Linked DNA regions of Homo sapiens: region 1 is linked to region 2. The links are chromatin contacts, found by Hi-C in ENCODE. All regions are on one chromosome and are shown on one strand. The core of a region is the stretch at or near the end of the contact, and the rest is flanking DNA. Distances in the headings are between cores, read along the strand shown.

Region 1 (2,700 bases), core at 182-2,681, 390 kb before region 2:
GGCATACAAAACGCAAAAGATGAAACATCTCTACAACTTCAGACCTTGGCCAAAAGCATTGTTCACTGCTGATGGCTGAATGATATACCCTTGCATGAGTATGCCATTATTTATTTGCCTCTCGAAGGACATTTAGAGCACTTTGAAGTTCCAGTTGCACTCCACATGCAGAGACTCCCAAAGAACATTCTACTACATATTTTAGAATTTACATGTGAAAATGCAGAATCAAAGTATGTGAACATTTAAATTTTCACCTTCGTTACCATGAAAGCTATATCAAAAGTTGACATTGTAGATTTTTTTTTTCTTTGCAAATCTGTATGAAGGAAAACAAAGTTTCTTCCTTCCTGAGTTCTCTTCCTCCACTCCTGTCTTTGTGAATGGCCACTTCATTCAAGCCTCTTCAGGTACCTTTGAGATTGCACACCATGTTTCCTTCTGAGTCTTCACAACTCTATTGTCTCAAAGCTTGATGGTGACAAAAAGTGTGTTCACTAATTCATCCAAGAATTTTGGGGGCCTGGTGTTACCCTGAAGGCTAAAGTGGTAAACAAGAGCATTATGTTTCATAGTTGCTTTTGTGAAGCTTAAGGTCTAGTGGATCAAGAAAAAAATGTCCATTAGATAATGGCAGGAATGCCTGTGCTTTTCCAAAATGCGAAGGGTGAATACAGAAGGACATGATTCAGTCTGATGGTGGCTGGCAGTGACCAGGGTCTTCAGGGAAAAGCTCACTGGGAAGTGATCTTAGCTCCAAAGGTGAGTAAGAACTAATTATCCAAAGTAATGGGGGTAGGAAGTGGGCTGGGAGGAAGAGCTTTGAAATCAGAGACATACAAAGGCCCTGCAGCAGGAGGTAGCAGAGCAAGTTAGAGTTGTTGAAGTTATAAGGCCCAGTGGCTGAGCCCAGAACACAAGGTGAAGTTTGGTCAAAGGTAAAGCCAGAACAGGGGTCAGAATAAAGCTTGCTCTGTTGTGCATTTTTTGTTACATCTGAAATGCAATAAGAAGCCAATGAAGAATTTAAGCAAGGTGGAAATAAGGGAAATGGTGGTGGTGGTGGTGGTGTGTGTGTGTGTGTCTTCATAAGAGTAACATGATTAAGTTTGCATTATCACAAATTGTCATGAAATATAAAAAGAATGCTTAGAATTTAAAAATTAGATCTTGCTTATCTTGTATGACTTGTAAGCAGATTGTAAGCATGTAAGCAGATTGTTCATGATTCTTTTGGAGGAAGTTCTCCCCAGTAATGCGGTTACTTTCCAGCATTTAGCAAGGAAATACAAATAACGTCATTTTCCGACAGGGCAGAGAGTCCTAGTCTAATTTAGTGTCACAACTAGCAGTTCTGTTATACTTTAATCCTTAAATATTAGACCAAAGCAGGGACAATAGAAAATGTGTTTACAAACCCTCCTGATTAAGGTGACTAAAAAGCAAAAGCGAAACAAAGGAGGTTGAGGTAAAGAGCAGTCTTACACGTAAGCTTCCAGCTTTGGGACTGATTTACAAACCACAACTGAAATGGGTATTATATATATGCTGATGAAAGTAGCTATGTAACATAGTTTGGATCTGTGTCGCTGCACAAATCTCCTGTTGAACTGTAATCCCCAGTATTGGAGGTGGGGCCTGGTGGAAGGTGATGGGATCATGGAAGCGGATTTCTCATGAATGGTTTAGCGCCATCCTCTTAGTGCTGTCCTCACGACAGTGATTGACTTCTCAGGAGATCTGCCTATTTAAAAGTGTGGCGCCTGGCTCTTTCTCTTTTGCTCCTGCTCCCACCATGCGAGACCCCTCCTCCCCCTTTGCCTTCTGCCATGATTGTAACCTTCCTGAGGCCTCCTCAGAAGCAGACATCTGTGTTATGCTTTCTGTACCGGCTGCAGAGCCAATTAAACATTTTCTTTATAAATTACCCTGTCTCAGGTATTTCTTCATAGCAATGCAAGAACAGCCCAATACCCTGTGTCTTCATTCATTAAAAGGCTACTGAACTATGCCTACTACTGCATTTTGCAGACTTGCTTTTCCTCCATTTAGAACTAATGTCTTTTATTTCAAGACCTAATGTCACCTCATTCTTTTTTCATGTGATAATATCCTCTGATGTGGCCTGCGAGTTGCCCATAAGGAATCGTGGAGTTTGGGATGATAGTTTTGGGGGTGTGTGCTATTTTGCCTTCTTTTTTCACTCTCAAATATAAAAAGGATCTAAGTGCTACTCCTGAAGTTATTTGCGGGGACTGTTTGCACTTTCTTGCTTGAGGTGTGGCTGTGGAGGGCAAGACAGACAAAAGTCCAAACTAAATGGAAAATGGTGCAGTTATTGCTGAAATAGGTTTCCCACCATCTAATTCCTTTGTGTGCTACTGGCTGAAAAAGTCCTTTTCCTTCTCAGCTCCACAGCTACTTTTTCAGGACAGAGTCTGATTTACATAGACAGGCTGAATGCAGAAGCTGTGTGTTTACCATGTGAATTTGAGGCCACTGAGAAGATTATTTTGTTGTTCTGATCTCTTGACCTTCTGAAAGCTCCCATCAGACCTTTCTCCTCCCACCTTCCACCACACTATAAATAAAAGCCAACCCATAAGCACCCACTCAGATGTATCTGCTTCTTAAATTTCGGAATCGATTTGTTAATCTCAAAAGGCCGTAAAAACCTGAAAACTTAAGTAGCTAACAGAG
Region 2 (2,700 bases), core at 186-2,685:
GTGTGTTGTTTCCCTCTATGTGTCTATGTGTTCTCATTATTTAGCTCCCACTTATAAGTGAGAACGTGTGAGTTGGTTTTTAATTTATTTCCCTGACTTGTGATACCCATTGTGAAAATGTATATTATGGGTTTAAAAATAATAATGGTAATAACAGAAATGTTAAAAGCTAACATTTCTTGAGCACTTTCTATGTGCTAATTTGTACTGATCACTGACTGAGCCCTTGTGTAGATGAGGAAGTGGAAGAGTTGAGTGACTGCCCCCACTAGCATGGCTGTGATGTGCAAAGCCAGGACTCACCCAGGTTATTCATTCCTAAACTAGAACACCTCTGAGCAAGTTTTCTTTGCACTTGAGTAAAGCAGATGGATTAATGTTTGCTAGAAAGCTACCAGACATTGATAGAGAGCCAAGTTTGCAATGGAAAATTTGTCTAAACCTGCTAGTGTTAACTGGTATGATCTCCCCTTGTTTTGAGACCAGGCTTGTTCTGGAAGTGTTGCGGCTGTTTTCTTCTACAGCTCTATCAATCCCTTCCTCTTTCCCTCCCTTGCAGCACCAACACCTTCACCATCATCACCCTTTTATCTCTTAGGTCTTGATGGCTTCCACATTTTAGGATATCTGATGGTCCTCCAATGTCACTTAATGTATTTTCCATTGGGCAGCATCTTCTCTAGCCTCAGATAAGAATTAAAGTTCTCTCATGAGACTAGTTTGAAAAGCTGAACCTATGAGACAAAGTATAATTTTCCAATACCCATAATGATGGATATTCTAAATAAAGAAGAGTATATGACACCAACACCAAGTTTTTTTTTTAATCAAAAGCAAGGTTGACTCTTGGTATTCCTAGAATAGAGGCTTTTATAACAGACCTTAAACTGCCTTAATTTAAAGCAGGTGTATAAAATACAAAATGGTATTTAAAGAGGTGTAGAGATATTAATTAAAATAGGCTTGCTGAAATGCCAGGGATATCATCACTTCTGAAAATTGAATTAAGCCCTGAATGTCAATGGTGAATTAACATGAATAGACTTATCTATCCCTGTCCAAATATATTTTATCCACAAGCTGTGTAATACACGATGATTAACCAGAGGTTACAGATTCTAGCTGAAACCCAATCAAATTCTTCAGAATCCTAATTGAGGAATGCATTCAGGTCAAAGAATATTAACAGAAAAGCCTCTGTCATTTAAAGGGCAAGCAGAGTGAGTGCTTAAAAGTGTTCAAAATTTTGCTTAATTGTTCTCTTCTTGAGCTATTGTTCTTGATGATTTAGAAAACCTGTGTGCTGCAAGTTTAACTGCTTTAATTACAGTGATGTCAAATACATAGGCCTTTCTATTTAAAGGGATTTTAATTTCTGTGGCTTATGAAAGAGAAACTGAAAGCATAGTTAAAAGTGAATATGTTAGTTGAGAAAGTTCCTGTTCTTACCAAGCAATAAAATTTTCCTAAATGGATGTTTGAAGGAGAGCTGGTGTTCAGAGGTGTGGTTCAGTTGAAGCTCCTCTGGTAGAAGCCCAGCATTTTGTCTGTCTAGTTTTTTTGTCCTTAGCATTGCTTACTTTTGTAAAGCCCCAGATATATATAACTCATTGTTAAAGTATCACATGGTTTGTACAGCAGGATGATTTGCATTATATGAAGGACACCGAAACACAGAAAATGAAAGGTCTACGGTGTATGACAAACAGGACAAATGCTCTAGCAAAAATAAATTCTACTTTCTCTCAAAATTAGCATACTTGTTATTTAAAGAAATGTGCCAGAAGAGAAATACAAGATTTTCTTTTCTTTTTTCTCATTGACTTTAACTCTCTCTGAATGGCACCTATAACTAAAAATACATCTCGGGAATCAAGTAACCCTCTTTTATATACATCCCTCTAAATCTATGGCTAAGTTCAATGTTTAAGGTTGTCAAAGTGGCTCCCATCCAAAATCGGGTTAACATTTGCACTTTGCCTAAAGTGGGACTCCTAGATAAAATTCAAACGACCTTTCTGGTAATCCCAGCGTGTGGGTTTTAGCATCACCAGCTGGCTCCAAATGGGCCACTGCTCTCTCTACAAAGAGGAGGGAGCCTTCAACACAGGGGCCATGCTTGTCCATTCAACTGTGTCTAAATTCACAGATCAGTGTTTCTCTCAGTCCCTAGACCAGCAACATCAGCATCCCTTGGGAACTTGTTAGAAATGCAGAGTCTCAGGCCTTGCCTCACCGAATCAGCACCTCTGGGGTTGGACCTAGCAATGTGTGTTTTAACAAATCCTCCAGGTAATTCTGATGCACACCTAAGTTTGAGAACCACTTTTGTAAATGTGTGTTTCAACTTGACACTAACCAATAATTCTACCACTTAACATTAACAGCTTTCAATTTTATGATCCTTTGTGTTGGACAGGTCAAAGTGGGTGATTTCAACTGCTTAATGGGTACAGAATTTTATTTTGGGGTGTTAATAATATTTTGGAACTAGATAGAGGTGGTGGTTGCACAACCTTGTGAATGTACTAAATGCCACTGGATTCTTCACTTTAACAATGAGTACTATTGGCCGGGTGTGGTGGCTCACGCCTGTGATCCCAGCACTTTGGAAGGCTGAGGTAGGTGTATCACATGAGGCCAGGAGTTTGAGATCAACCTGGCCAACATGGCGAAACTCTGTCTCTATTGAAAACACAA

Evidence for each region. A loop is a pair of places that touch in the nucleus more often than their neighbours do. Pooled maps may share reads with other maps.
Region 1: a map with no recorded cell type shows a loop between it and region 2 (6-fold over the local background). The contact joins two enhancer-like sites. A Hi-C loop is called at or near these places in 22 of 37 single-sample maps with no recorded cell type and 6 of 50 pooled maps.

What each region holds. Positions count from the first base shown.
Region 1 is chr20:8,212,625-8,215,324 of GRCh38, forward strand. All of the region lies in intron 2 of PLCB1 (phospholipase C beta 1), which reads left to right. Among named protein-coding and RNA genes, the nearest start is that of PLCB1-IT1, 35 kb to the right of the region's middle. RefSeq lists an enhancer at 1,366-1,415. Within about 2 kb of position 1,432, at least 5 of the 41 ENCODE cell types and tissues checked have a DNase peak (open chromatin) inside an H3K27ac peak, as active enhancers do.
Region 2 is chr20:8,601,401-8,604,100 of GRCh38, forward strand. All of the region lies in intron 3 of PLCB1 (phospholipase C beta 1), which reads left to right. Among named protein-coding and RNA genes, the nearest start is that of RNU105B, 230 kb to the right of the region's middle. Within about 2 kb of position 1,436, at least 4 of the 41 ENCODE cell types and tissues checked have a DNase peak (open chromatin) inside an H3K27ac peak, as active enhancers do.